Regions from separate parts of the Homo sapiens genome. Here region 1 is linked to region 2. Evidence: chromatin loops called from intact Hi-C (ENCODE). Cell type or tissue: psoas muscle. All regions are shown on one strand. Links, peaks and the distances in the headings refer to the core of each region. The heading gives the core; the rest is flanking DNA.

Evidence for each region. A loop is a pair of places that touch in the nucleus more often than their neighbours do. Peaks named below come from ENCODE experiments on the same cell type or tissue, not always from the same donor. Only the 100,000 strongest peaks of a DNase experiment are listed, where the experiment ranks them.
Region 1: a loop joins it to region 2, with 2.2 times the contacts of the local background. A loop is called at or near these places in 9 of 110 quality-filtered maps.

What each region holds. Positions count from the first base shown.
Region 1 is chr6:16,680,060-16,696,663 of GRCh38, forward strand. The region is part of intron 2 of ATXN1 (ataxin 1); the gene reads right to left. Among named protein-coding and RNA genes, the nearest start is that of ATXN1-AS1, 73 kb to the right of the region's middle. In psoas muscle, for the core only: no CTCF peak of the experiment used is centred there; no DNase peak of the experiment used is centred there; H3K4me3 peaks cover 884 bases; H3K27ac peaks cover 3,122 bases.
Region 2 is chr6:16,738,473-16,755,076 of GRCh38, forward strand. ATXN1 (ataxin 1) reads right to left here. Exons shown (of 8, transcript NM_001128164.2): 2 at 14,761-14,875. Among named protein-coding and RNA genes, the nearest start is that of ATXN1-AS1, 14 kb to the right of the region's middle. RefSeq lists an enhancer at 8,699-8,843 and a cis regulatory region at 8,765-8,778. In psoas muscle, for the core only: no CTCF peak of the experiment used is centred there; no DNase peak of the experiment used is centred there; H3K27ac peaks cover 2,158 bases.

The DNA of each region.
Region 1 (16,604 bases), core at 3,905-11,904, 60 kb before region 2:
ACCTTTATTTTTCTTTCCTAGTTTTTCACTGTCTTGAAGTCTTTTACCCACAGTCTCCCATATTCAATACAGATAATAAATTCTATCAGAATGTGTAAAGTTCAAATAGGTATCAGAGGCTGCTGCCCTGCCTCTTTGCTCTGTACTCTTGTTTTTTTCTGGTGGGAGCAGAATTGGCCTGTGTAGAGGGTCAGGGGTAGACCCAGGCATCTTTGGGACACTGTAACTAATTATCACAACATTTGCTTTCAGAAGCCCCAGAAAGGCCCCCTACCCCCCAAACATGTCCTTCTGTTCCTTCCTTTTCTTTCTTTTCCTTCTCTAATCTACAGTGTGCTGAGTTCCAAAGCAAATTCTCATCCATTATACTTTTCAGCTTCTTTTTTGAAACATACATTCCTCCGGGAGGATTAACAAACTGAGATACTAACAAGCTGTGTGGTTCATTCATCAGACCCTTCAAGGGAAGAAGGACCCAGGGCAGCTCTGACACTGGGGCAGGGGTGAGGCATCACCCAAGAGAGAGCAAGGGGCAGGTTCCAGAAAACAAGGGAAACCAGTTACTGTCCTATGCTCCAACTGCCTAAACCTTAAAATGAAACAAATACAAGTAATGGGTGTTTTTCACTGTTATATACAAGGCAGCCTATTGGCCACATAATTCTTAAACAACCAGAAAAAAGCTGAAGTATGACCATCAATACGGGACATGGAACATGCCAAAAGATCGAAAGATTCTTTCTTCCCCCTCTTTAGGACTAAACAGCTGTGGGCATAAAGAAAAAATAAATTCCATTATTTTAGAAAGCATAATATTCCACCCTTCATTATTTCTTTGAGAATGGTTGGAATTATTACATCTACGAGAGGTTAGCCTCTATCGATTGAGTGATTTCATTAAAAAAATTAAACCAGTGATTGAGCTAAAATGAGTGGCCAAGCTACAAGACCAAAAATTGTGTGTGGTCAACAGGTGAGAGGAATGTGGAATATAGGAGCTACCTAATCAATTCCAAAGGAAGGGAGACATGATGATGATGATTGTTATTTCTCCCCACCAATGGGACAGTGCTCCAGTAGACCCCAGGATCTTCTATTTAATGGCTGTTGTAAGACTCTATCTCTGTTCCTCTTGGAAGAAAAGGTGCCACTGAGGACAAGGGAACAAGAATCTGTGTCAATCAACAATGCCCCTGAAGTAAACCAGGCAGGTCCGCACTGCACAGTCTCAGCTGTAATTCTATCCCAAGAAACCAGAGCACAGGACCAGAGCCACACTTAAGCCTGCAGTGTAGGGTGACGCCATGGGGCCACGTGACAGCCTGCCTCTCCAAAGCTGTTACTGTCAGTAGTATTTAGAGGAAAGGAAAAAAGTTGTAACAAGTGTAACACGAACATTAAGGAATACCAAGTCAGAGCCAATTAGGACGATAATTTGGCACTCCTGCCTCATGCATATGAAAAAGGATCCGCCATCAATGAGCAATAATGCATGGGATTTGTGGGAATGCTCTAACTTCAATACATCAAAGACGCTGCTGCACACCTCCGTCTTTTTTATTCCCATTAGCTCACCCTTGTCTGGATGAAAGAGCTCAGTGAATCAACTGCTTCTGTTGAACTGTTTATATATTTTTCAAGTCATGATTAGGCCATTAGTCACTGAGCATATTGCACAGTAAACTAGAGTAACTGCCATTATGCAACTTCCCAAGAACATACAGAGAGCATTTACAGTGAGGCCACAGTGCCAGCAAAATGTGCAATGGAGACTATTTATCAGCAATTATAAGAACTGTGCATTTAAATGCCAAATAAAATATACACGTGGCAGATACAGAACTTGAGGGGGAAAAGATGCATGATTAAAGTACCAATATTTGCTCTTCTGAATGTATTAGAGCCTGAAAACGAAAGTCCCCCTGAACCAGAAGCGAATCTTGAACTCAGTCTCAGTTAGCTTGGTTAGCCGCTGTTCTCCTTCCGAATGCCCCCATACCTGCCAACATCTGTATCTGAACACACTCAATGTTGGGTCCAACATAAGGAATTTCCCTTCTTCTTTCTTATTAAAGATTCCCAGGCCTCAGCATCACCCCCTACCCAAGCACTTGGATAATTCAGTAGAGGCCACTGGGGAGAACTTTTTTTTTTTGAGATGGAGTCTCACTCTGTCACCCAGGCTGGAGTGCAGTGATGCAATCTCAGCTCACTGCAACCTCCACCTCCCAGGTTCAAGTGATTCTCGTGCCTCAGCCTCCCAAGTAGCTGGGATTACAGGTGTGCACCACCACACCCAGCTAATTTTTGTATTTTTAGTAAAGATGCAGTTTCACCATGATGGCCAGGCTTGTCTCGAACTCCTGACCTCAGGTGATCTGTCCGCCTCGGCCTCCCAAAGTGCTGGGATTACAGGTGTGAGCCACCGCGCCTGGCCTCTCTGGGGTTTTCTGAAGCCACATAGACTTACATGTTTGAGGATTTCCCATTCAAAGTCCTAAAGAACACTAATAGAAGAAAAAGAAAGGAACATGTAAAAGTGGCATTTAATTTATCAGGACCCTTAGTCACATTCACATACATTGCCCATGATAAGCCAGTGACAAATATAATTGAAGTTTTAAAGTACATGTGCAAGGGATCAGCTACTTGAAACCTCCCAGCAGGAAAACAAGAAATAAGGGACCATGAGGAAGAGATCCAGGTCTCCACATTTACTGTACAAGTAATAACATAAGCAAGAGACTTCCTAAGAGTGTTTTATAGTATTTTACATGGCAAGACTCTTACTCTCCAGTCTGTTAATCCTCACTTTCCCGCTTCTATTCATATGCTTTATATGTATTTATTTGTTGAGTTATATATTTTAGCTGAACTTGGAATGACAGTTATTTTTAAGAGGCTACCAACATGGGTCAGGAAGAACCTCAGAAACCTGGCTCACAGTTGCTCTGGCATAAAAAGCCTTGACCGCCAAAACCAACCAGGGAGTTGATGAGATCTAGGTTTCCAAAACACCACGAAAAGGCATCTTTTGCTTTCTCCCATCTGGCCATTAAAAAAAAAAATAGTTATTTACCAAAGAAGATTCTTTTTGTAATACAATCAATCACTTCCTCCTGTGTTTAGGGTTCAAATCTAGAAGTCCATATGTCAGTCTAGCTTAGAGCAAAATGTAGCTTTCTTCACCTTGGACTAGAACAACCTATGAGAGAAAGATGGTGCCCAATGGGCCAGCACACAGCTGCTTTCTAAATTGACAGCCCTGAGCTTCTCCATGGACAGTGTTCCAAAACTAACTGTGGCTGTTAGGATAAAGAGGGCAGTTTCTCAGCTTCAGTGCCTTTAAGGTTATTTCAACTTTCCACCTCTGTTAACTACGCTGCAGAAACTTTTGACACTGAACTCTCCTTAATATCCATAAGCCAGAGATGTTCATTAGAAAAATTTCTCACTCCTCATCAGACAGCTGAAGACCTGAGTCCTTTGTCTTCCCCTATTCTGGAGATCACATTGAAGGGATTTTTGGGCTACCTGAAAGTGTTTATGACAGACAGACTCTTGGATTCAGGCTTAGGACAAGCAAACCTTTCATATGAGTCCTTAAAAACAGACAGTGCTCTGTTTGTAACTTTGAACTCCATTCTAGTACAAACATGCTTGGCAACTAGTGCCGGAGGGTTAACCAGAGAGTTTTCTTCCTGGCAAATTGCTCTGCCGCCACCATGGGTATTAACACTCCAGGATCCCTGCAACTTTCCCTTCTTCCTCTATTCCTCATCCCCTGCCCTGAGATATTATCTGTGCCCAAGCTGCAGGGGTTGAGGTCACACATCTGGTGCCAAGGAGCTGTCAGTGCCTCCAGCAGTGGCACAGTTCATGGTTCACGGTTCTTCTCCTGGCCCCTCCCTTGGTCTGGCATGCTGACAGAAAATTGTTCTTTTTTTCATCATTTGTCTGTGACTCAGAGGCAGACCATGGGGCCAACAAATCCAGCCCATGATCACGCTTGAAGGCACAGGGATATCTAGAAGTCATCCCCCAAACTTCAGGGACTATTGTCAAACCTTCTTGGGATACAGACATATTTCTCAGATCTCCTTTGGAAAGATCTTAGACTTGCTTGACAGGGGTCCTTGGAGATGATCAAATCCATAACCCTCCTCTCATTTTAAAGTTTTCTTTATTGGATTCTTTATGGGAGACCAAGTTCCTTATTGGATTGCTTCCTGTGGACCAAGGATGATGTTTTCTAGGGACTTATTGAAACTTGAGAGTCGGAAGTGGTCTGAAGGATTGTTTGATTTAGTGGTCCTGTGAACTGACATTGCCTAATAGCTGTTGTAACATAAAGATTCTCAGGTCTCAGCCCCACCCCTTACCCAAACCCTTGGCTAATTCCACAGAGGCCTGTCTCACTCTGTCGCCCAGGCTGGAGTGCAGTGGCTCTCCAGGGTTTTCTGAAGCCACATTTGAAAACCACTTATATAACCCAACTTCCTCATTTTCCTAAGGCTCAGAGAACTTCGGTTATTTGCCAAAGGCCGCACAACAGTTAATGACAGGCCTAAGACTTCCACCCAGTTCCCAGCGTGCTCAACCAGTGATGGTCTTTGCATTTACTTTCTGAGCATTTAGCGTTCAGTAAAACCTCAATCATTTACTCTCTGCTAATAGAGATAATGTATTCTTAATGAATATATAATTCAATTTCCTTGAATGTATTATATAACCTATAAAATTTTAGGATCTTATTAGCAAGTTAAATGTCTCCTTTCTTAAATTAGGGCTGGTTTTTTTTTTTTGAAGAATTAAGGATTCTTCATTAATTCGCCTTCATGTTCTAAGAGTGATAAGAGACTTCACGGGAAACAAATCAGAAGCACAAGTGAGTGAAATTTTCTTTAGGACAACGAAAGAAATGGTCAATGAACTAACATATTTGTTAACTTCTACAGACAACACACACACACACACATACGTACATGCACACACACATACACACACACCCTCCCACTTCTGGCTCCAGAAATTACTTGTTACTTACTATGTGGGAAGGAATTCAAATGCTTTCACTGTTATGTCAGGTCAATCTGTTAAGTGTATTGTAAATTTTTGCCACATCAGTATCCCACTTTGATCACTAATGCCATTTGTATATTAGCTTGTAATACACACTGATCATAAAGCAATAAAACTGCATTTTGCTAAACTTTAAAAATGAAGGCTTTTGCCCAATGACACTGACATCCTCACGCCACCACCTCCCCGCCCCCATTATTCAGAATAAGTGGAGTGTGGAGCATTGGGTTTTCCCTTTCTGGGGAGGAACAAATGAATGAGTAACTAGTGAGGGCATCTTAGGGAGTTCCCCCGCCCACAGACTATGAGGCATCTTGATTTGAAAGGAATACACAATATTGCTGCTGCACCCACACCACACGCACACAAAAACACTTTTAAAGTTGACTTCTTACATAAAAGCCAGCAGTACTCCCTGCTAGAATCTGAAGAAAAGAATATTATTATTACTATTATTATTTTACTGGCAAGGCCTTTCAGGGGGTTATGCTTCATTCAATTGAGCCTAATTGATAAAGCTAACACATGTTTACAGGTAATAAAAATGAAGTACTATCTACATGGAAACAAATCAGGGAGCAGAGGAACCAGTCATTATTCATTCTTTAAACTGTAAAAACTAAAATGTTCTCTAAGCATTATCAAGTCCTAAACAAAAATATAATTTCACAAAGCAAAGACATTCATTTTATCGTTCAATAAATTATTTTAAGAGCAGAAAGCACTGACTTTAGCTTTACTGGTATATTTATTTGTTATCTCTGTTCTTAAAAATGGAATATTTCCAGGGACAAAAAGTATAAGTAATACGTGATTAATATGGTTTCATATATTTTAAAAATATCTGACATTTAAAACAATATCTTAATACCGAATATTCTTAATGAAAAGTTCTGTTTTTTTTGAAAAGTCCTCCATACATACATGTCAATTCACAAAAATGCAAATTCTAAAAATTACTCAAAATGCATTGTCTTTTCGCTTCCTGATACTATATTTTGCAGTGCATGGTGGCAAAGGCAATAAGGTTTTTGGTAATACCTTGTTACACAGATTATTTATAGTCATCCCAAAACATACATAACACAGAGTCTTAAATTTTAAAACCATATCAGATACTAAAATATACAACTTATCCTTCCAGGTCTTTCCTAAAAGGTATACATACACTTCCGAAGTAGTATAAAAAAAAGAGGTCATTTCAAATCTGATAACGCACTGTGAATTAGTGAATTATCTTAACAACACTGTCCTAATTAAGACCAATAAGAAAGCCATCCATCCAATATTCCACGAGACAGCCAGGCTTCCCGTTGTGTAATTATTCACCTCATAGTGGTCCACCTTGAAGGCATGCAACACATTATGCCGAAAAGAGATATTTATATAGAAGGGAATTACTTAGGACATGCGGATGTCCCTAAAATAAAGATTCTTGACCACTCGAGCTACTCAGTATTTCTCTCTAGGCTAGAAACAGAAAAGATTAAATAACATATTCATATGGGAAGTCAATTTTTCCATCAATGAAAAGCAAGAAACCGTAAGAGCATTTCAAGGCAAGATCTTTTAAAGTCCTACAAATATTTAAGTATAACCTCTCTACACTTTTTAAAAATACAGTTTATTTAAAGATATAAGGAAAGTCCATCAAATAAACAAGAAATATTTACTGAGAACCTCCTTTGTGGCCAGGATTATGTTTCTATCTAAGTCCCATGAACTTGGAGCATATTTACAAAATTATTTAACTTTATAAAGTATTTCAATGAATAATGCAGTCTTCCAAAATGTGCATGGGGCTGTAATTCCATCTAGTGTTTACAATGACACTATAAGCCTTGGATGGAATTACAATCTTAATGGGAACAATCAGAGTGCACTACTCCATATGCTCAGAGAATTCAGGATGAACTCAACTTCTAAAATAAAAAGCACCAAGCCATTGGCATGTAATTACAACCAGGAGGCCAAGCTGTCTGCTTGCTAGTATATGAGAAATGCTCAATTGAAAGTACCATCTCACCTTATTGTAGCAAAACCTATTTAATGTATCTGAAAAACCTCTTCCTCTCCAAAATTAAACTTTCGACTTTCGTGATGAGAAAATTTCCACAAGGGTCTACCACATAGAGGTGATATATATCGGGTGATGACAAGATTGTCTGGATGCTACCAATAAAATCTAAGAATCTTCTAATACCACCTACATGCACCTAAACTTAAACTCTGAAAAGTACAATGTATTAAGAAACAGGAAAAAAAATCATGCTCAAGAGCCCTTTGAAATTACTGGCATTTCTTCTAATTTTTGGGGGCTAGTCTGACATTTATTAGCATAAACAAAGCAAAGTGCCTTGTGTCCGCAAGAGGGAAAAAAAAAAACTTTAGAGAGATTAAACTCAGAGTTGTAGAAAAAGTTTAGAAACGGATTTAGAATTTCGCAGGAAAAAGAAAAGACAGTGACACTATGAATCAGCATTTTCGTATAAGCAGCCTGGAATCAAAGAAGAAATACACACACACACACACACACACACACACACACACACACGGAGGATACAGCACCGTGAAGAATGAAGACACAAATGCATACAAATTTAGTCTGTATATTTATATTTAGAATACAAATGGCTTCTACGGTCTTTTTGTGCCTTTATCATACCTAACTTTATCTGGTACTCATAGAGGTCACCAAAGCTGTATAAAATCATAGCAACCAGAAAACTAAAGGAAACAAACACCTCTGGCAGAAATCCTCACCAAACAAAGTATAAGGCATAAAGAAACTATACTTTCATTGGCCACTTTTAACATAGCCATGCTTCTACCTGTGAAGGTATGGGACAATTCCATGAAAACTGAGTTCACGGAGGGCCCTCCTGTGGGTTATGTATCCTGGGTTCCAGCATAACCCCTGGTTGAGAACTTACTATTAACATTAGCTCTTCAATTTATTTTCATGATCCAGGGACTTGTGTATATTGTATCACAGTGGTTACCTAAAATAAAAAGTAACCAGATAGGAGACAGTAAAACAATATTGATGAATTTCCATGAGAATGAGACATATCATTTAGGAGCTTTACTTAAAAACCTTCCTGCTAAACAAACAAAAAAGGACTAATGCGATATCTGTCTCTTGGGGTCTCCCATGCTTATGAATTGAGAAAACACACTTGATATAAGTAAATGAAGAAACAATAGTTGAAACAGCCCTGAAGTGACAGAAAAAATGGAAGTAGGGTTCTAAGCTCAACTCCAGAGGCAAGGTGGTACAGAATACCAGCTGGATGAACAGTTCAAAGCTTCCCTAGTTGAGGGTCTCTACCTCAATGACAGACAAAACTCCTAACTTTGGCTTTCTCCATAGAGCATCAACCAAATTCAGTAATGATGAAGTACCTGCTTAACACTATAGGTTGAATAACTTTTGACAAGCTGTAACATCCTGTTGGTGGAAAATAGCCAGCCTTGCTCAACATAATATTGCAAACCCAAAACAGGGTAATTGTGCAAAGAGAGAATTTTGTGTATGTCCCCTTTCCAGAAAATATTCTGGGTGACATCCAATCTGCTTTTACCCGGCTCACTTATTTACAATTGGGGCTGCCTAAAATGCAATGCCATTCTAAAACTACCAATAAACTATTTTGTGAAATCAAGTTTAGTAACTTGAGATTCTCATTTATGATATCCCTGACAACCACCAAAACCTGATTAGACATCTCTCTCCTTTGTCTAGGTGCTTTACTGAAAAAAAGCATGGAAATAGACTTGGAGATGCATGTGTGTGTATGTGTGTGTGTGGTGTGTATACATGTGTATTGCATGTGTATGTACATATATAGTATGAATATGTGCGCATATGTGTACGTGTATATGCAGATGTGTATATGTGTACTCTGTGTGTGTGTATGTGTGTGTGTGTCCATGTATTTAAACACACTGCTTTTCCTATATGCAGCAGGAATTTCCTATCTGGCATATGAAGACAATACATACTCTTTTGGATGGAGCTGGTGAGTCAGGCAGTGTTTTGGAACTGCAATACTTGAGTCTGCATGACTCATGAGGAAAGCAAGTCTGGGGTCTGGGACTGTTGTATCAAAATGGGAAGGAGTGGGAAAGAAGATGGCTTTTTATAATTTAAATTTTTATTTTTTATATTGTTGTAAGTTTTTACTTTTGAGACAGGGTATCACTCTCTTGCTCAGGCTAGAGCGCAGTGGCATGATCATAGCTCACTACAGCCACAAACTCCTGGGCCCATGGGATCCTCCCACCTCAGCTCCCGAGCAGCTGAGACTACAGGCAAGAGCCACCACACCCAGTCAATTTTTTCTTTTTTTTCCTTCCTTTTTTTTTCTTTTTTTTTTCTTTTTTTTTTTTTTGTAGAGATGGAGTCTCCCTATGTTGCCCAAGCTGCTGTCAAACTCCTGGGCTCAAGGGATCCTCCCACCTTGGCCTAGATTTGTATTTTTAATTGACAAATAATAATTGCATGTAGTTATGGGTTATAATGTGATGTTTTGATATAGCTACATATACTATAAAATGATTATATTAAGCTGATTAATATGTCCATCACCTCACATACTTATTTTTTATAATGAAGACATTTAAAAACGTATTCTTTTAGCAATCTTGACATTTATAATACCTTATTATGAGGGCTAAAAATGAATAATATTAATAATCCTGTACAATGGGTCTCAGAAACTTAGCCCTCTTGTCTAACTGAAACGTCTGTACCGTTTGATCAACCAAAGATGGCTTTTGTTGGCAATTCAATTTTTTTGACAAATTCCTCATTTTTGTCTTCATTTGGAGTTTTTATCCATTACAAGAGAGGAAGATGACACAAGCCAGAATAGAGGAAGATGAAACAAACCACTCAGGATTCTGAAGGGAACACTGGGTTGGGTTTTTTTTAATTTTAATTTTGATGTTTATTATTTGTCTTAGAGACGGGGTCTCACTATGTTGCCCAAGTTGGCCTTGAACTCCTCTGCTCAAGTGACCCTTTGGCTGGGACTGCATGAGCACACCACTGCATCAGGCTCATCCAGTTGAGGTTTTTTAAAATACTGTTTTTGCTCTGATTGGGTAGCCTCAAAGAGGAGGAAGAGAGTCATGATGAGCTTGATTCAGAATCTTCAGCTCTCCACTCTATCAGCAACCTGCCTTCCTTCAAGTCTACTTGGCCCAGTGCTGTTATTCCTCCTCCACTGGCAACTAGATGTGTGAGTGACATTGATTCCTATTACCAGAGGGATTAACTCCAAAGTTCTCTTGAAGGTTTTACAGTTCTTTTCCAGCAGTTCCTCATTCTTCAAAGGTAATTAACCTCTTGATGGGCTTACAGCAGAAGCAGTGTTAGAAGTCCCAACACATTGATGATATGTTATAAACCAGGGGAGAGGATAATTGGAAAATGTATTTCCAGCCTCATTGGAAAATATATTTCCATTTATTGAGAAAAAGTAACTCAAGTGTTTAGGAACATATGAATCACAGAATTGTAGATTGGCAGAGGCCTTAGAAAACCATGCTATTTCGACTTCTACTAATAATGAGAAAACGGAGGTGGAAAGAGGGAGAGTGACCTGCCGAGCCACAGTTACCCAACCAGCACCAATGTAGTCAGTGCTGCCTGGAGCGAGACCTGACCATACTGTGGGGCAGAATCTCCCCTCCAATCCCCTTCATAAAGCACGATGATGCTGTTCAAACACAACCTGTGCCTCCTGTCCTTAGAGCCCCAGATTTCATTTTAGGAGAGGATTACGAAATAATGACTAAGCTCTGAAAACTGAGAATGAGACAAAGGAAGAAAGGGAGATAAGAAGGAAGACAGTAAGAGAGTCAACAAGCAACTTATTGTAGTGTTTGCAATCACTACTTGTGCCTTTCATTACATTTAAATGCATGTCGAAATGACATGATGCAACCACCTTCATGCATTCTGCAGTGAAAAAGATGGTGCCAGGTTGGAATTTCATTGTAAGTGTCGCAGAAATATCCCTTTGGAATCAGGTCCCAAATCATTATTTGCTCCTTTTATCATTGTCATCATCGTGTATCATGGCAAAGCTCCCTGAGGGGAGGAGCTCTGTCTGTCTTGTTCACTATCATATTCCTTACACCTACGGCATCCATGGGACAAGCTAAGTAAAATTTACTGAAAGGCTGAATAAAAACTTCCACATGGAATGAAGAAGAAATATGCATAGTTTGAAAATGCATATGCAGTATTACAGTTTTCTGTAAAGGAAAATGAAAGAAGACCTGTTTAAAATTTAAAACCACATTAAAAGATTGAGAGTTTTTTGTATTTATAAAAAGCTGAGGTATGTTAAAAATGGAAAGCACCTATTAAGCTGTTACTGTCAGTTTCACCTGTTAAGTAGGTACTATTAGTTAAGCCAGCATAGTTCCTGAGTTGCAAAGCATATACAGGCTGAAGTACAATGTCAAGAAAACATGTTAAAGGGTGGTAAATAAATAGCCACTGAGAAGATACTCTGAACAGATAAATAAGAAAAAAGCAAATGTAGTTGAAATAAATGGAAGCTCTAGGCAGTGTGTGGACAGACAGAACAAAAGTGGTCACTGTTTATGCCTTGGCCTGAATGTCTGTGTGCCTCCAAAATTCACATGTCGAATCCTAACTCCCCACGTGATAGTATTAGGGAGTGGAGCCCTTGGGAGGTGCCCTCTTGAATGGAATTAGCACCTTTATCAAAGAACTCCCCCAGGAACTGCTTTGCCTCTTCCACCATGTGAGGATACACAGAGAAGGTGCCATCTGTGAGCCTTAGAACAAGCCTTAGAATAGGCCGGGTGTGGTGGCTCAAGCCTGTAATCCCAGCACTTTGGGAGGCCGAGGCGGGCAGATCACCTGACATCAGGAGTTCGAGACCAGCCTGGCCAATATGGTGAAACCTCATCTCTACTAAAAATACACCGGGCGTGGTGGCACGCACCTGTAGTCCCAGCTACTCAGGAGGCTGAGACAGTAGAATTGCTTGAACCTGGGAGGCGGAGGTTGCAGTGAGCCGAGATCATGCCACTGCACTCCAGCCTGGGCGACTGAGCGAGACTCTGCAAATATGTACTTTATATGATTAATCTATTTGTAACCATTGAAGTAAACATTTTTCTTTGTGCTTTTAAATTCAAACCTCTACCTTAGCAGCCATATCACAGTCACAAATTAACTATATGGCAAGTAATCTGTATGATTACTTTGGGTTCTCAGATGACTTGCTATGTATTTAATGAAGTAAAATTGTAAGTCAAGTCAGATATAGGTAGGTACAATAATATTAACAAATGTAATCAAAAGATTTGTCTATTTTAAAGACTCAAGAAAGACAATTATACCCAATTAACACACACATTCATATGAAGGGTACAAATACCTAATTTTTGGAAAACATTTCATATAATTTTGGCCATTGTAAATATATAAATAATAATAAGAAGAAGACCACTACCGCCACCACCAACAACAAAAACAATAGCAACCACTTTCTAAAACATGAAGGCTAAGGAATAAGCAGTGTGCTGGGCACTTTACCTGTATTCCATTGTGTTCTTACAGGTACATTCCATGTTCTATATTTTCACTTTAGAGATGTGGAAACTGAAGCTCAGGCTAAGTAATGGGCCCAAGATCTCAAATTGGCAGATCTGGGTTCAAAACCTTAGTCAGAACGAGCCCAGACCTCCCATACAGGCAGAGGTCTTTGCAGATGGGAAGATATGGATAGATAAGCTTTCTCCTCTACTTAAGCTCAGTGTATCTGTACACTGAGTAGCCATGTAGCATAATGGTGGAGTGCATGGGCTCTGGAGCCAAAGCTCTAAGTTCAGATTTCAGCTCCGCCACTCACTAGTGCATGCCCTAACTTCTCTGTGCCTCTCAGTGGCCTCAGCTCTGAAGATGAGAATCGTAATAGTACCAGAAGAACTGATATCTACCTACTAACAGGGCCACTGTGAGGATTAAATGAGTTACTACACATACAGCACAAAGAACATCAGAGATGTGAGCAAATGTTTAGTATCCTTTGAAATACTAAAAAGAGCACTGAATTTGAAGTCCAGTGGTCTCCGCCATTGATCTACTGTATGAGCTTAGGCAAGTCCCTCAAGCTTCCTGAGCTCCACTGTCCTCATCTGTAAAAATGGGATACCAGCGGCCTTGCTTCCTTTCCAGAACATCACAAGAAACAAGCAATGGAAGACAAGGTATGTGAAAGGGCTTTGGAAGCTAAAAAGTGCTATATATACCATGTACATGTGAATTATCGTCATCAACTTTCAGCCTCTCAAAGCCAAAGAGGTCAATCTCTATTCCATTCTCTCCTGCCTGAGAATTTAATACTAAGCATCAGTTCCAAAACCTGGACACTGAACTGCTAATCATAACAGAACACATGTCCAGTCACCCAGGACTTGATCAAACAGAACTCTATTAACTACCTCCTTCTGCACACCCACCGTGAGAACATAATTGATGCTCATCATGGCCCTAAAGCACTCCAAGACTCTGAAGTACCTTCAGGGAAAGATTAAATTATGTTCAGCCTAGTTTATTATGAAGTGTATTTAATTATACTCAAATTCTTTGAAAATTGGTGACCTAGGAAAAGCACAGAGAGTAAGTCACAGGCTCTCTGGTAACTGGAAGCCTCTCCTCACCAGTCCACCCCCAGTCACCCTTCACAGAGTTAATTGTAAAAAATACAGTCCACCCTAGGGTAGGAAAAACTGGGATTCCGACACACTAATTATAAAAGTCAAAAGAACTTGGCCTTGCCTAATCTTCAAGGATCACTAATGTGCAGAAATACAAAAGTCAAAACTTGAAACAATGAAAAATTTAATCTACCTAAGATGCCTACATGTTTCAAATAGACTTTTGTTCTTGCTAAGAATGAATTCAATTGTTTGAACAAAAAATAACACAAATATATCACTATCCGATTATCAGTACTCAAAAATATAAAAACAGAGGAGTAAGTTAGTATTATGCTCCTGAGAAGAGGAAATTAACATTTAGTTTACTGGGTAAGTTTTGTCACTTCTTTTTTTTTTTTCTTTTTTTTTTTTTTTTAAGAGACGGAGTCTCGCTCTGTCGCCAGGCTGGAGTGCAGTGGTGTGATCTTGGCTCACTGCAAGCTCCGCCGCCTCCTGGTTCTAGCAACTCTCCTGCCTCAGCCTCCCAAGTAGCTGGGATTACAGGTGTGTGCCACCACGCCCAGCTAATTTTTTGTATTTTAGTGGAGGTGGGGTTTCACCATGTTGCCCAGGCTCGTCACAATTGTCCCTTCTTTAAAAGAAATTATGTCTATGTTAATGAGGAACGTAACAAAATAATGAAAGGCTAAACCGTATTATGGTTGTAAAAGCACAGTTATTTACTTTGTTTAAATTATTTCAACACTGTAGATTATGTTATCTTTTCCGATTAGAAACTGGGAAACACACGTCAGCCTTAAGGACTACATTTCAGAGCTGAGAGAGAAACAAGTGGTCGTCTACAATAACCTTCTATCCAACTCACATCTCCTCTCTGGAGAATTCCTGATAAGAGGGTCCTACTACCTCTGTTTGAACATCTCCAGTGACAGAGGTTTCACTGCTAAATCAATCAGCTTGTTCCATTTTTAGACAGTCCTGATTGCCAGAATGTTCCTCCTCAAGTGGAGTCGAACTCTCCCTAGGGTTAACTTCCCTCCTGTTCTTAGTTCTTGGTTGCGTACTCTACCACCACTTCAGTAAGTGATTTCACTTCCTGTCAGGCCCTTTGCTAGCCTCACTCATTTTATCAGTTAGGTAATGACTGGCTTCTATTCACAATTGTCACTGTTATTCTGTGAACCACAGTGACCATTCTTCACAACCACCTACCACCCACTGAAGTGGTGGCTCTTGGGCACCATGGCTCTTGGGGACCATGGCTCTATGGAGACTATGATGGGCATGGTCCTAAGGCCATTATGGGATATTTTGGACTTTACTGGGGTCCTGCCATCACATACACTGTTTCTCTGAGAAACTTAGACTTACAATCTTTCTGAAAAGGATACATTATAAATTAGTATTTCTACTTTTGGGAAAAATCTGTTTCATGAGAAACAAGGCGTAATTTATCACTCTGTCTTTTAAGCAGTCTTATGAGCCAAGTCAGTGTTTTGATGCATGCATAAAAATTCCATAGCTCCTCCTCCTGCAGTAGAAGCAGAAGTAGCAGAGCTGGCAAACCTGTAGTATCCAGATGACTACCTCTGTTTCCTGGAATAACAGAAGCTGAAGATGAACAGGTCATCATCTCCCAGGTACCACCCAAGTACCCAAGCAAGCCCACCAGGTGTGTGGGACAATTCTAGAGCCCTGGGCCCAGCCTAGGACGGAGACAGCTTCTGAAGTTCTTAGTCTACATCTAACAGGCCTGTCTTTCCTCCTTGCTGTGGTTAACACTGAAGTTCTAGAAAATGTCCTATTAGTACCTTCATCTTGAGAGGTGAATGATTTAAGAAGAGAAGTGACTGTATTTATTTTTATTTTACCCAATGTCCATTTGGGCAGTTACTAAACTTAAAAATGCAGCCTGGGCAATGGAATGAGACCCTGTCTTTACAAAAAATAAATTAAAAACAAAAAATAAGTGTGGTCGCACAAGTCTGTAGTCCTAGCTACTCAGCAGGCTGAGGCGGGAGGATCACTGGAGCCCAGGAGTTCGACACTACAGTGAGCTATGATGGCACCACTACCCTCTGGCCTGGGCAACAGAGTGAGACTCTGTTTCTCTCTCTATATATACAAATAAATAAATGAATAAATAAATAAATAAAATGTAATATGATAACATATAAATATCACGTATACCGACAGTCCTTACTTTATATATTAATGTCTTATTTAACCCTGGACAGCTCTCCTGGGCTCTCTTAGCCTTCACCACTCAGAACATGGCTATGAATGCCTCAGGCCACACTGGCTAGGTGGAGAGAGCTAGGAATGAGAATTAATGTATATGATTCAGCTTAGTGATTTTATCAGATTGATTATCTGGTTTCTCTTAAGTTTACAGATATAGGCAAATATGAAAGGAGATTGAAGACATGACAACCAAGACAAGTAGATAGGACAGAGGCTGTGGCATCGAGAAGAATTATGAGCTTTTGAGGCATCAGGACGCTACTATGTCGAGGTAATAACTTCACAGAAATGACAATAAGTCTCCAAGAAAAAAAGTTAAATTATATTCACTATATAGTAGCACTCTACTTAGGAAGGGAGGAAATTTTATAATACATTTTACAATGATTTCTGCCGGAAAATGTTGAGTTTTCTCCCCTTTCTAACAATGTCAGCATTAATGCATTTAAATAATATTCTGAGTAAATATACTATCTGGAAGCAGTTATTTCAGGAGTCTACAAAATTAAATATTTAAATCTTTACTAGAGAAATATGGAAGTAAGAACAAAAGTGAATAATCATTG
Region 2 (16,604 bases), core at 5,713-13,712:
AGTCCAAAATAAAGTGACTTTATTATATACATATTCATATTCCTCCTCTATTATGCAAATAGGTGAAGTATGTGTATGGGTGTGTGTATTGGCAAAAGACTAGAATTTTAAAAAACCAGGATTTTAAAAAAAGCACATCTATGACTGAATTATTTATAGTTGCAAATGGCTTCATAATACCAACCTAGTATTATTACTGCAGGCACTGGCCCTGGCTTAGAAATGTTATTTCATTTAGAAATGTTTCTATTTGTTGTAACACTAGCCACTGTGATGGGGTTTGACCCGTGTCTTTGTCCATAAAACAACCCTATAAGATATGTAAACATGAATTCAATTTTCTTTAAGTGAAAGAAAGCAAAAATATGGTTGTCAGAACAAGAACTGCTTTCTGTGGGATATTCTAGTTAAATGAAAGCTATTCAACTTGAATCAATTGCTGTATCCATTCTCCAATACACAGCAGATTTATATTTCAGAAGGTTTTTGACAGAGAACAAAATGTTACTGAAATATCTCTTCCATTCCTTTTGTCCTACATAACATTCCATGGGCTGAACTCCCAACGAGGGGCATATATTTGTCAGCTTCTGTTTGCACTTGTTCTATTGTAGTTTGTCTTTGTTGCAAATTTTCCATTTTGACCCTTTCCTGACAAAACATTAATATATACATTTTGGTTGTGTTACGACTTGTTAAAAAAAAAAAAAAAAAAAACCCTGACATTTTTATTCTGTACCACCTTGAAGCACCCATAACTTTTTAAAATAAGCCCTGCTATTTAAATCAGTGATCAAATTTTTTTTGTATCTGCTTATGTAAACACTAGAAATCCAGGGAGAAAATTCTTCCAATCCAACAATCCACACATTCCTACACAAAACCAATCACTTGAGTATTTAAAAGCTAGATCTGTGGCGAGAGACAGGCTAGAACTAGCACAAACAAGTCTGTGCAAGATGAATTTATCCTCCACTGCCTCTACTCCAGGTCATCCCAGGACTATGCCTGTGAGCTAATGCCAAGATGGAAAAAAAATGGATGGGTGCCTTTTTTCTAGTGTATTTGTGTAAAGACTCCCCAAGAGCTCAAGAGGGAGTTGCTGCTCTGCAAATGACAAAAGGTGTGTAGCTGCAAGCCAATCAGGCAGAACATTTAACATCGTCCTGGCCATTAATGACTAAGCCTGCGCCAGCTCAAAAGCGGTCGGAAACAGACGTCAGACTATGGGACAGCTAAAACATTGATTCTCAGGGATGTCGTCCAAGAGGAGGTCTCTGAAGCTGGGTGTCATCCTTTAGGGTGGCCCAGAATAAAATGGTGACACATTATGCCTCCTGGCGAGTTCATAAACACTTTGAACGGCAAAGACACCAAGTCCCGGGGACTTCCAACGAAGATCTTGGGGCAAGAAGAGATGTCCACCAGCACTTTCTGTTCTGTGACCTGTTAGAGAGAAACATTCTTAGCTACTCCATCACCAAGCAAAAGTCCCTGCCAGGCTGTATCTCCTTGACTCCTGGGGGAAAAGCTGTAAAGAGATTGAGGAGGGCACCTAAGAGAGAGATAGATGGCCTTTGTCTTGTTTGCAGTTTCACTAATGAGGTTTCCAGATATAAAATCTGGCTTCTGTCAAGTCTAAATGTGAATCAGATTCTGAGTATTTCTGCAACTAACAATATGGTCACCAGCAAACTACTTCTGCAAAGAAAGAAAAGGCTTCATAATAGTTATTGCTTCTGGCACCAAGAGATGGACAGTGTATTTTACTAAAAGATTAGCCACTAGATGTTGTAACAGTAGATACTTAATTATTGGGGAAGTAACTCATGGTTTTTGCAGATACAAATGTCCAGCACCAGCTCCTTCTTGCCTAGCAGAATAAAGCTGATTCACAGGTGGCTGGAAGAGCTTCTTCTAATCTCTTCTGTAACATCTAGTAGAAAGACAGCAGATACCTACACAGAGAAATGATCTGATTGTACAATCTTCCCATCCACAAGGACTTCTCAGAGCAGATGACATTAAATTTCAAGATTCCATATATGAGATCAATTTGATTTCCTGATGTTTTCAACCTTGCTGTCATGGGTGCATTAAAGGAAATACACCTCAAAAAGCTCAACTTTAAAGGTGCAGTGGCTGCAAAATGAAAATCATTCTCTGTTTATCCATCAAGTTTAGGCTCCGGCACTATAAAAACATCTAACATATAATTTTTTATTTATTTATTTATTTTTTTTAGAGACAGGGTCTCACTCTGTGGCCCAGGCTGGTCTTGAACTCCTAGCCTCAGGCGATCCCACCGCCTTGGCCTCCCAAAGCACTGGGATTCGAGGCATGAGCCACCATGCCCAGCCTCTAACATCTAAATTTATAATGAAGCACTGTTTCAAGGGGTAACTGGGAATTGCACATACCCAAGGGATTGGACTCTTGCATTTCTTCACCATTCCAGCTCCATCTCAATATTGTTCTAGGGGGCTAACTCAGTTAAGCAAAGACATGTCTTTTCATCCTACAACTTCGGAAACGCAAATAATTTCTGGGGTATCTTGGCTGTACAAGGAGATGGAGAAGAGAGCTGAACTACAAGTCAGAAAATCAGGTTTACAGCACAGGCTACATGTATTTCTAACCACTGGAATCTAGTAAATCAGTCAACCTCGTAGGTTCTGTTTTCTCCCCTAGAAAATGAGGGTACTTTTCTACTCAAGCAGTCATTATGACTATCCACTGAAACAATTTATCTAAGGCACTCTGAATTCTGTGATGTGCTATTATCAGCTGAGGCAGACTCATGACACATTAACCACTGCACATGGTCTGGATAACTGTGGTTTTAAAGGCTGTAGTTACTAAATCAGAGGCTCAGACTGCAGAATACCATCAAGAGAAAGGGTACTTTTGACTAGTCCTACAAGAGAAACAGGAAACACAGGACTTTCCTCCCAGTATACTCTTTGAAGACCCTGGACATTTAAAATGAGAAAGTTTTAAGAACACTTTTTTTAAAGGAAGTCTCATTTCTTGAGACTTCAGGGCAAAAAGTTAAATTAAGTGCACCCTTCAGAGACAGAAACTTTGCGATTTCAGGTCACCGAATGTTCTCTGTACAGCAGGACAGCCAACAGCTGTGTTTGGTCATTTACACATATTAAAAAACCCTCCCTCCAGGACTTAAAGATGATATGAACTGTGTCATGGAGTTTAGTCTGAGGAAGGCTCATATACTACTGGTGAGACCCACATTTCAAGGTCCTACTCAGAAAGACGTTTCTTCATTTTAATGTTGTTTATTACTCACATTCTGCTAATCACTAGGATGACTGAAACAGCTTTGCAGCTCGCTGGGAGGAAAATTAAAGAAAGTAGTCTTCCTCCTTTTATATCTGTTTACACAGATTGTTAAAATAGTACGGTTCATTTGGACGATGTTGAGATGGAAAAAAAATATAACTTGTTCCTTCTGAAGAGTAGAGAAAGGTTCAAGGGGTTACAGAGGCTTAAACAGAACAGGAAAGCCAAAATAAAACACCGAAATTTGGGCTTAGATGCCATCACCATATTTCCTTCAAACTCAATAGAAAGCAAAGTTGTATGGAAAGAGATTTTTAAATAAATAACCATGGCATTTTTTTCTTCTGTCAATACAATAATAAACTTGTCTTATGGGTCTATGACCACTTACAAAAGAAAAAAAAAATCCAAATCAAACCAAACAAAACTGCTATCTTTTGAAAAGTATCAGATCAGACACCAGAAAGGCAGCAGCTGGGGAACACATTCTTTCCCACTTCCTTAGATGAAGGCTGTCTCCCAATAAAAGCCACAACTTGGGGTCATACTTCTCTCTAGTCTGGGTTGCAGTGACCCAGGCAGCTCCAGAGGTGAACTGGACACAGAGCCTGGAAAAGGGGAAGAATAATCAAAACAAAATTCATCCAGAGTCATTTCTGCCTCCCCTTGGAACCTGCCAGGGCAGGGCAAGGTTAAAAGGGCCTTAGGGTACTCTCCTCTGGGGGTGCTGCAGCGGTCAAAGGACCCAGGGCTTCAGTTTCCAATGGGAGGCATTTCCATACCTGTCAGAATCTCTTAACAGGTTCTGACATATGGTCCAACATATGGTCGCTCACACCATCAACCACAAATGCACTCCCTCCACCTGGAGAAGGCGTCCTCACCTACCACCAACAGTGCAACTTCGAGATGAAGTCATTTACAACCCAGAGGAGATGGATGGTCACCCGGCCGGCCAACTCAAAAGGGCACAGATAAGATTAGATGGACCTCCTACCCCACCGGTTTCATACTTGACGAGCAGGGTTTGCAGAAGAAGGTTTCATGGTCACCCTACCCCTTTAAGCAGTTCTCCTTTCCATGTGGTACCTTAACCTAAATCTAACCAACCAACCTCACTTAGAACTTCAGAACTACTCTCTTCCAGATAAAAGTATCTCCTTGGGATAACTATCTCACTAGAAACTTTCACCTGAGTTGCAGAGTATGACCACGAGAGCACTTAAAGGAGACTGATCAAAGTCAGAAAACAGATGTTAAGAACGTGAACCTCAAATTCATTTATTCATTCGATGCAATAGCTGCATTTCTAAAAATCTTCATATAATCGAAATTCAGTAGGAATTTTTTCAATGAGGAGGAAGACAGTCTTAGACGTTCAAAAACAAAAGCATTTTTCCTGTATTGAATTTCAATAATAATAGTGTTTTGTGTGGTTATAAGTGCAGTACTATAAAACTTAAATATGATTGAGCGAATTCAGCACTCTATTACGTACAGCTTTCTTTCCAGAAAATTCATCATTGGACCTTTCTTTCTCCTTAGCACAGGCTTCTTACACATTTTTGTCACCTTTTCACTCACTGTGTGATGGACAAAGCACAAAGCCAGTGGAACAAACAGGTGCCATAGCTTTTTCCACCACTGTGGTTCACAGGACCCCATGCTGGTTCCTGACCACAATTATACACACCACAATTATATACATCACAGTCCATATTAATAGATGGAATCACATCCAATTTGTAACATAAGCATCACAGGGGGAATGCCCGTATGTATTGCCCATTCACTAGATGCCACATACTGGAAAGAGGGCAGTCCCTCCTATCGCTGGGCCAGGAAAGGGGTTGTGAAGTATTATACAAGGGGAAGAATGGGGTGCTATGGGAACCCAGAAAAGGTAGCAAATAACATAGTCCCTAGTCCAAGGGCTTCGTGAGGAAGAGACTCTAAGCTGAGATTTCAAGAATGAGGGAAAGGTAGCCAGACAGTGCAGAGAGAGGAGCTGGGTTCTAAGGAGGAAGAACAACATGTCTAAAGGCTGGAGCAAAAAACAGAGTATGGCACTTGAAGGAGGAAGTGCGATGGGACCGACGTGGGACGAATACAGGGCAACATGTGAGTGATGAGGCTGGAGAGATAAGGAAGGTCCTCAAAACCTATGGAGCCAGGCTAAGGATTCTAGACTTTATCCTGAGGACCATGAGAACCCAGGGAGGGAGTTAAGAAAAACAGAGATGTCAGCAGATTTCAAATACTAACAAATGTTCATTTTGGCTTCAAAGAGGAAAAACATGTTGGACCAGAACAACAATACATCTAGACAGGCCATTTAGGAGGTATATCATATGCCAAACCACCCCAGCTCAGCAGAGCCACTCAGCTAAAACTCACACTTTGAGACCAGCCTTCCTCAAAAAATTCAATCCCTAGGAAGTTGTTCCCAACCTTCCACTGGAAGAGCTATCCCCGGAGAAGAGCTACAACAGGAAAGGAATCAGGGTAGCATCGTGCCTCTCTGGTTCCTACATGGATGAAAACCAGCGCCAAGGAGCCCATTCCTTAGCAGGGCAGCCTGCTACGTAGCAGAAATGTAAGACAGAAGTTGTAAAGACCCCGACCCCAGAGACTTGGATAATGGTTAGACTTTGGCCAGGCCTGAGATTCCTGACTGATCTCTCTAGGCCCTAGTCAGGGAGGCTGCCAGACATGTTTCTACCCACTGCTCCCAGGACAGGGCTCCCTGAGAAACACACAGGTCAGCAACGGAGGGTTGAGAACTGGGCAGAGAGGATGCCACAGCCAGGAAACCGGCACAGGGTGGGTGAGAATCAAGGAGTGAGGGGCAGGTGGGAGAAGGGGAAAGGGGCCCTTGGAAATAGAAAGACTGGGACTTCAACAGGAAACAGTTCCCAAGGGGAAAAGTGAGCAGAAGAAAGAAAGAGCTATTCCCAGCAAAGCCATCCAGTGGACCACTCGCCAGCCTGGTGCAGAATTTGAGCTGCGGTAATCTCATTTATTCCTGCCAGGTTGGCCCTGGGTACAAGTAGAAGAAAAGAGAGGCTGATCATATAAAAACTTGAACCGTTGTACAACAAAAAGCATCATCACTGAAATGAAAGGACACTGGACTAGGGAAGTAGCTGTAGCAAATAGGACTTTTTAAATGGATTAATATCTAGAACATATAAAGAGCTCATATACATAGATTAGAAAACATCAAGACTTCCATTTGCTAATTGTAAAAAGAACAATTAGTAAATAAACACAGATGGAAATGTTCCATCTCTGAGAGGGATCAAAGGAATGAAAACTTTAAAACCAAAGAGCCTATTAAATTAGCCAAAAAATAGTAAGTCCCACAATTATTAAGATTGAAGCTAGAGACATTCTTATATCATTAGTAACAATGTAAATTGGTACAGCCTTTTAGAAAGCAATTCAGAGCAAGCTCCCTCTAACTTAGTATTGAGCCTTCTGATGTGAGTGTGTCCTCGGTAAATACTTGTGTGCAAAGACATTCGCTGCGGCTTTACAACAGTAAACAATTAGAAACAACTCGAATGTCCAAAAATGATAGGAAACTTAAAAATTAAGATAAAACAACCTGATAGAATGTTATGTGATCCTTGCAAATGAGAACTGTATAGCTGAAGTTACTAAGAATGTTTATGCTAAATGGGAAACACAAAACTGAAAAAAAGATATAAGTTACATCATCAAGAACTAAAAAACAACACATAAAAATGAACTTGATTTATGGACTGGAATGGTGGAATCAAAGGGAACTTTTGCTTTTATTGGCTTTCCTTTATTATTGTAAGGTTTGGGCAATACATGTTTAAAAACATGGTATTTTTATCAGTCATGTGTAGTAAACACTCTTTTCTGTAGAGCAGAGCTACCTGCGGAAAACGTCACTGCCAGGTTAGTGGAGGGTGCTTAGTCCTTCCCAAGAGCTACCTGCAGAAAACGTCACTGACAGGTTAGTGGAGGGTGCTTAGTCCTTCCCAAATTTCAAAGGTCCTTTTGAGATTCAAACTCTGCCTACTAAAACTGGCTGCTCTGAGAAGCTCCTCCTACCCTGACTATACCTCAAATGCAGCACTTTCCTTTGTTCTTGCTTTTTTTATTCAGCTCTTAAATGCTATGCCTTCCGTGTGTGTGTGTGTGTGTGTGTGTGTGTGTGTGTGTGTGTCTGTTTTTATTAGTTATTGAGATACTACCATAAGCAACATCTAGAGAGTGAGTGCACATTTAATCTTTCCAGTGATTCTGTGAGTTAGGTGATATTATCATCCCCATTCAACAGATGAGGAAATTGAGGATCACAGATTTAAGGAATGTGACCTGGACCACAAAGCCAGGAGCCAGAGCCAGAAGGATTCAAGCCTCAATCTCCCTGACTTTAAAGCCTTCATTTTCACCCTCCCTCTCTGTCTATGAAACAAATAAATTAAAACAACAAACCCTCTCAAATGTCACCTTTTCTATTTGCACTAGCTGCCTAAAGAAACTATTAATAATTGCAATGAATCAAGAGGCATCTGTATGAACTGCTTATGAATTAACCAAAAAGACAAGGCAATGCTGCACACACTAATTGGGAAAGTTGACGCAGAAGAGAAAAGGAATTACCTAGAGACTAAAACCTGCACCTGCAGGTAAAACCAAATGACATCAAAACGATTTCTACTTGCAAATTAAAAGCAGAATATGGCCCTTGATATTACTGCTTAGAAAAGCAGAGCTTCTGCACTCCTCTTGCAAAAAATAATCCCACAATCAGCTGAAAGATTCTTTCCAGTTATACTGCATTCCACCTCCAGAAATGGATGTTGTTTGGGACATGGTAGCAAGAACAGTAAAAAGGAGCGGAGGAAGTATTCAGGTATGAAACTAATATAGATGGGGTGATAAATGAATTTAGGCACCGCTTATGACTTACTCTATAAATAATGACATAATAATAGCTAAAATATAAATTCTAATTAAATACAAAATCTAACAAAGTCAAACAACAGCAAATGATGTTTGACAGAAGCAAAGGTCTTGGGGGAGCCGGGAGCAAGAATTACAATAAAATCTATTCATGGAACTGTACAATGTCAGAGATAGAAGAGTCCCGAGAGATCATTTCTTTCAACCTCCTTGTGTTTTGGAGACAGGAAAACTGAGACCCAGCAAGGTACAGTGAGTAGCACAAGTCATCCTGTTGCAGGGCAGGCAACAGAAACTGAGCCTCCAAACTACCAGTCCAACAGCACACCATACTCACTCTGTAGGGTCCTGGAAGACTACTCCATTTGAAACCATATTTTCAAAAGATCATTAAACATTCTATACATATTAAATTCCTTTTTAATAATTTTCTAATGCACAGGGGCACATTTTAAAAAGAAGCCTGGTTTTGATTTCTTTTGGAAAACTGCACGCTGCTCGGTGTTTAATCTGGTATTGAGTGAAATATTAACAGGCCATATAATGGTTTCACTGTTCCTTCAGTAAAGCTAAACAGAACTCGAAAAACATATCCCCCAGGCCTACAGTGGAGTTTCTGGAGCACACATTAAACTCCACGCTCTGCTCAACAAGCCCATCGCTGTTAAGTAACTCATCAGAAAATAAAGAGGGAATTACCAAAGGGGAATTGCCAAGCAATTAGTTCTCTGAAGCAGACGACATACAACTGTTACAGGGAGGAGCTTCCCGGTTAGTCATATGTCAGAGTCAGAGCCTACTAATCTGTAAATAAAAATGCATCACATATGATTACAGCTGTGATGTAGGCTGAAGCTGCCAGGCTAGGGCACGAATAGTAAATCTTGCATCCTCTTCTCGATTTCCGTGGGTCTGTAAAAGCAAGAGATGTTGCCTTGAAGACCAAAAAAAAAAAAAACAAAAGTCCTCAGTAATTTTTCACTCAGTGTAAGAAAGACAATCTGGCCTTCCCTAAGCCAGCTAAGAGAAAGTGATCTTTCTTCTCTATCATCTTGACATGAATGAGCTCAGATTCATTCACTGTTCTAGTGAAGGAGAGAAAATGAGACTGGGCGAGGCAGGGGCAGAGGGGATGTGAGTTCTAAGCTTCCTTATGGCCACCCTGACTAAAGCGTGACCTCCTTTTGCTGCACGTTTTATTCTTAGAGCTTGCGTTCAGCGCCACACCACCACCTATCACACTGGAGAGACAAATAGTTCATATCTGCCAAATCTTGCAAGCTGAGCAATGACCCAGTGAAGTTCTTTTAAGAGTCAAAAGTTCATCATCTCGCTGAGACTCTTGATGCTGAATAACATTTGGATCCAACTTAAGCCAATCCCCTGAAACGGATAAGCAAATTGCCACTGTCATCATTTTCTTCAATTAATAATTATTGAAAGTGCATAGGAATCTCAAGGAGATATGAGTAAGAGTGAAAGAAAGGGAGAAAACACCACAAAGCCTGCATGGGACAGCCTGTGTCAGAAAGCTCATATGTGACTGAACAGACAGGCAGGCATCAAAAGAGAAGGCTCCAAGGAAGGACCCTTCCTTGATCCTGACTTCCTAGACTGTGTTACCTGTGTCATGGCTCTTTAAATATTACTCCAAGCCATGCCTTGCCTTATGCACTCGACTGTAAGCTTCTTAAGGACAGGGCTTAAGGAACAGGGCTGAGAGTGTAGACTGGGATCCAAGCACGATTCTATCACTTAACAGCTGGGAAACCTTGGGGAAATTATTCACCCTCTCTGTGCCACAGTTTCCTCGCCTGTGCAATGGAGAAAATAATGATGCCTACCTCAAAGGACTGTAATGAGGATTCAATAAGTTAATATGCAGAATAGTAAATGTGAACTATTGATCATCTCCATATTCCCTAGAGGGCCTTGTTGGCATAATGCGTCTCATACATTAGATGCTCATTAAATAATTGCAGACAAGAACGATCTGCCCCTGGAGTTGTTTGCTCCATCCCTCTTGTTCCTGTCTTAACCTTCTTGTCTTTGATGAAAGTTAAATAAGTCACTGCTTTTATTCTGAGCCCTTTTGGGCTACACAGAGAGCCCATCCTAACTAACTCAGCACCAAAAAAAAAAACCACAACTTAATCCTCAAATTTTCTCTCATTACATTAAATCAGACTGCTCACTAACATCATCGTAACATCATCTCCAGCCTTCTCTTTCACTTTACATCAGGAAGTCTTAGACTAACTTTCTCCCCAGACCCAAGATTCACCAATTCTATATCTCTTTATTTTCTATAAAGTATAAATGGGAAGCCAAATTGTTCAAAGAGCTGTGTCTAGTAGCTAGGTATATACAGTATACACGCACGCACAAAAACACACACATCTCACATTTTAAAGAGTCTGCAGAAAGCCTCCAGGGAATCCTCTAAAGTTACAAAACACACCCAAATTAATGTGGTTTATCAAAGTACAGTAAATGAATTGCCACAAATGAACAATTGCTACAGAGTCAAGTAGATGGCACATTGTGATTTACGCATATCATGTGAGATGAATAAATCAACGGTAGAAAAGATCAAAGAAATGCTGGAATTGTTGTTAAAACGTACAGGGCTTCACTGAAAATCTTAATAAAACTGTTTAGAGGAAAATAGAAGGATCATTTGTTTAACGAGATACCGCATACGCTGAATTTCAAACGCAGCATTCATTTTTATACACACACACATTAGATTTAGCTAAAATTAGCTCAAGTTCCTATTTTTTTAAAGGTCTTAAAGGAAGAGAGGTTTTGACAAGATTTCATTGAACTGTAGTTCAGCACTGAGTTTCCAAGGTGCCTGAGCTGCAGAAGAGTCCTTATGGCCCACGCATACATCACCCAACTCCTCCAGCCACCCAGCCTCCTTCACCCCAGATCATGAAAAGAAGGCAGACGAAGGCCATGCCACATCAATGTTGAAGCTACTCTCCGCTGCCTCTTACCTTCTCTCTACACATTCTACACCAGCTGACGTCATCCCTGAATTCAGTCATCCCCCTCCTGGGTGTCAAACTTTTTGCCAGGCCCAAGAACCCAATTTCAAAGATCACTTTTATGCCAAGGACTCCTCCAAATTTATCTTCAGACTTGACCTCTCGGCAGTTTTATTCCCATACTCTCTACTGTCTGCTCGAATCCAGAAATTCAGATGTCCACCAGCACCTAGGCTTCAGTCAAAATGTCCTGGTCAGTTACATACCGTGCATTGGCTTGTTATGTCCCAGACACACACATGGCCTTCCTCATGCTCCATCCATCTCTTCCCACAGAAATGCAATCTAGTCAGCAGAGCTCAACTCAAGTGATCCCTCCTCCTCAAAGTCTTTCCTGATCACTCCTACTCAGCGTCACTCTTCTGAATTCCTTCACTGTTAGAACACTGTTAGAACCCCATTCTATTCGTATTCATTATTTCAGAGAGTTTCTTCTTTCCCCTGCCTGACCAGGAAGAAAATAACTGCCTTCCGGTAGCTCTTATTCACTTCCATTCCCACAGCACCATGCAGTAGTTTTAAAAAAATTCACAATGAATAAATGAATGAATCATTTCTTTACATAAATAGTGACTGTGAACAAGTTAGGTCATAACTTGCTATAGCTGTATCATATTTATAAAATAACTAGAACCAGAAAGAACTATAATGTAGGTTTAAGAAAAAAACTGAATGAATATAAAAGAGTACAACATGAATGATACTATTTTTCTGCCTACGTTGAGCCGTCAATCGTGAGGACTGTAATGAGGCCATTATTGATGCAAAATGTTTAGATAATGCTTATAAGCTTTCTTTAAATGCAATCATAGAAAATGTCAGCGCTTAAAATTCAAGGTGACTTTGCGCTACTTCGTCAGTATTTTAGTATTCATAAGACACTTAAACTTGCCTAACATATTATAAAAACCTAGGTCTCTTCTCAATAAGCTGCCCATATTGACCAAGAGATATGACTTTTTGCTGCCTGTTTTTTCACAATAAAATTCTTGAGATATTTCTGTTATCACAAATGACTCCCTTTCAACACCACAGGTTAAAAAAAATGCACGTGTACTCAACCCATTTGCAATTAAACTATTTCCCCAAAGATCTAAATGTGAGGATTTTCAGCCTAGCACATAACCGTTAAAATGAGTATCATCCCTAAGAGATAAAGTAGCAGTAAGACACTCTACCTTTTTCTTTTCTTTCCTCTCTTTTTTTTTTTTTTTTTTGAGATGGAGTCTCACTCTGTCGCCCAGGCTGGAGTGCAGTGGCGAGACCTGGGCTCACTGCAACCTCTGCCTCCAGGATTCAAGCGATTCTCCTGCCTCAGTGTCCCAAGTAGCTGGGATTACAGGAACCTGCCACAATGCCTGGCTAATTTTTATATTTTTAGTAGAGACAGGATTTCATCATGTTGGCCAGGCTGGTCTCAAACTCCTGACCTCAAGTGATTCACCCACCTCAGCCTCCCAAAGTGCTGGGATTAAAGGCATGAGCCACTGTGCCTGGCCCACCCTACCTTTTTCATTCAGCTGACACTTGTAGATCTTAAGAGGCTTACCTTTGCATGTAACTTTAGGTTACATTTCCACTTAAAGAACACCTCTCTAATCCACAGCCAATAAAATGTAAGGAATCCAGTTCCATATTTTACAAGAGTATCGTGTCTGTGATGACTCTTCCCTCCTCCACCTTGTCCCCCACTGGGACTTTTTTGGCTGTTTTTCCTGAGGCATAATACTTCAGTCACTCAGGTTTTTGTTTATTTTTACTCAGACCACAAATAACCACATTTATGCATGCAATTCATCAGTTCATTTTACAACAATCTAAAAAAAAAAAAACCACACATGCATCCCATCAGTCAGAGAGTTGTGATAAATTCAGAATTTAAAATTCAGCAAAAACAAATAAAAGGCTCCTTGGCTTTGCAGAGCCGTAGATGTCTACAGGGTGGGTCCAAAGACCAAGGTCCAGGTATATTTACATATTTCTAGTCATGTATGGTTCAGGAGCAACCATCATAAAACATGACCATAACAATCAACCTGTTGAGGGATAAGTTACTTGATAGCATCTGTTAAAAGATACAAACCATACACCAGGTACTATTCTACCCACAGTATATCTACTATTTTACTCCAGTCCATCCTCACAGCAGCCCTATAAGAAAGTTCTAATATTACCTCCATCTTATACATGAATAAACTGAGGCATTGAAAGGACATAGGACTACTCAAGGTCATAGTGGCAGCTCCAGATCTTAAGTCCAGATGGGTTGATTACGGAGCTCCATGCTCTTATCTAAGATGCCAGAGAATTTATATGTAACTTAAAAATTGGCTCTTACGGTAAAGAGGCAGCTCTTTCTTCAAAGAAATCTGGTCAATTATTGTTTAAATGAACCTGTTATAAAGCAAATATCCATCTACCTCTTGAAAAATGAGTTTTGAAAATTCAAATTTTCAAATGGGAGATTTGCTAAAAGTAGAATGAGCTTCTCACCAACTAAGTCTACAGAACATAACTTAGGAAGAGTTGCTGGAAGACCGGCCGACCCAGGGGTTCCCAAACCTGTGGAGCATCAGTGCCTAGACAGATCAATGATTCCAGCAGGAAACATTCTGATTCATCAAGTCTAGGGTGGAGCTCCAAATTCTATTTTTTTAAGCTCTCCAGGTGATTCTGTTGCCTAGCCAGGCTTGGGAACCTCTAATCTAGTCTGTCTTCACAGTTTCAAGCAGGTCCATTTCCAAGGCAAATAGAAATTGATCCCCTATTTTCTATTTCACAATCTCCCTTGGTTACATACACTCAAACCCTTGTGTTCCCAAGCCCTTACTGCCCCAAGTTCTAGCAAACCTCTTTTTCCTTCCTGATTTAATTTGAGGCAATATCCTCTGGCCCTTTCTTCAATAGAGAACCATGAGTCATCACCATTGCATACACCCTATGTCTGCATGACTCTCCAGGCCAGAAAAACTTACTGTACGTGGGAAAATCAGGAAGTTGTAAAATCCAAACAGACACAAAGAAATTCAAGATTCAACAAATACTGGTTCCCCTAAACAAATAGGTCTCTGTTTTGCTACGCACATATTATACTACAACAGTAATCTAAAATGCAAAAACTGTGACTTAAGATATCTGGTAGCATAGCATTCTTAATTGTATTAAGGAAAACTGACAATTAAAATGATGAGGTTCAAGCCCCAATTGGCAATTATCAATCATCGCAAAGTCAAATGAAAGTCTTCATGAACATATAGATTAAACCAAATAGATAGATACTTTAATCGAAGTTTTAAAAAACAATCTTGGCAATTTCTCAACTTCCCACACTATGCCCAAACAGAGTTTGCAAAGAAAATGATATTCAACAGCCAACAAAGTAAGGGAGCATGGCTAGGAGGCAATTTTCCAGGTCAGGACTTTATCCTCAGATGGAAAACAGAGAGCATCGCAAAACTCTCACCTGACATGTGATGCACTTCCCTGTAGTGGCAGTGGAGGAGGAGATTGCTGTACAAGGATGACAAACAAATCTGCAGCTTGAATGGACCACCCTGGTGACTTGATGCACGATGCTCCTGCAATGGTCGAGGGAGTGCAGGAGAGGAAATCCAAAATGAAAAACAGAATAGACTGCTTTAAAAAATAAGTCCACCTTAAGTGTCTATGCACCGAAATACAAATTTTAAGAACATCACATTCGGCATTCTGTTGTATGAGAATTACACAGATCCCAGCCAGCTCAAAAGGCAGGTCTGGTTTTACTCAACAAGGCTCAGAGGGAGGCCAACATACAAAAAGGTCATCCCTTCCATCAAATTAAGAGGATGGTCTCCCCATTTGAGCCAGCCGCTGTCATTCTTTTCTCCAATGATTCTAGCCAATCATCTGATAAACACATGCTGGTAACTACAAGGAGTATCAGGTGAAAATGGGCATGGATTGAATAGTAATTGAGCCAAAGCCTAATTTTAATGTGGCATATATTATCTATCAACATGCAACTTGAAACACAATGATGAAAGTGCACAGCTATTAGCATACCAGTCCAATGGAATAGAAGAAAGGAAAAAATGCAGAAAAAAAGTGTAAAGTGTGCATTTATATTCACTAAACTTTCCACTAAACTTTATTTAAATACTGAATGTACATCTCATTTTCATTTTGCCACAATTCCTTGCACATGGTTAAGTAAAAATTTTCCATTGTATGATGAATGAGTGAATGTGTGAATGGATGAATGAAAGAAAGAATGAATGAATCTTCCATATACCTTTCCATCAGGGAGCTTGGTGCTTGTAGTAGTTTTTGTGAGGTAAAACCTATGCATAGAAACGGAAGAAGTTGAGGACTCGATCTGCTAACGTATTTTTTTAGCCCTATCCATTAAAATTATATTCTTAAATACCGGTAATTACCAATTATCCACATTAAACAGAAAAAAAAATTTTTTTAAAATCAGTAGCAGGGTTACTATAAAATCATCCCCAAACTAGTGAATGCTGGACTGATTTTCAGTCTTTGATTACTGGAGCTGATCTGCACATTTGCTTAGGCTGATTTTAAACTTAGTTTGGGTTTCCTAAGCTCACGCCAGGTAACAGTAGGAAGAAGGAGGCCCAGGTTTATATTGGATGTCAGAAAGAAACTATTCTGGAGCTATGAATATGATCTCCAATGTGAATAATCCGTAAACAGGTAAGTGAGCCAATTATCCTTGGGTACATGGCAACACATCTCGGTACTCATGATTATTTTCATCCATACACACTCACTATTTTTAAGAGCACAGCCCAGCTGGAAAGGAAAATAACTTCCACTTCTTTCCAGCACTTTTCAAAGTAATGAACAGTAGCCAAAATGTTCTTACTTCTAACTAATCCATTCACCAAGCATTTATTTAAGCATTGATTGCCTGCCGAGGACTGATATGCAAAAGAAGGAATTCTTGTAGTCCTTGGTTTCCCCACATGTGATCTGTGCGTACAGAGAAGGAAGGTAAGCTGTTATACACTATAAGGTCTTTCAGATCTTTAGAAGGCACAGTCCCTCCACCAAGAAGCCTGTTGAGTTACAAATATAAATAATGGCCAAGTTAAGTAGAAGTTGACAAAATTCTATTTAATCTTAGTACTTCTTTAAGGATGAGGAAGCAGGGAGGGAGGATCATGATGTCATCTCAAATTAAGCATCAAAATACTTGATTCTCAAATGAGGTGCAGGTACCATAAATTTACAGACAGTGCTTTTTATGAGCTCACCAGTTGGGAGAGTGTTTGCCTATATGACAATGTGTGTGCACACAAT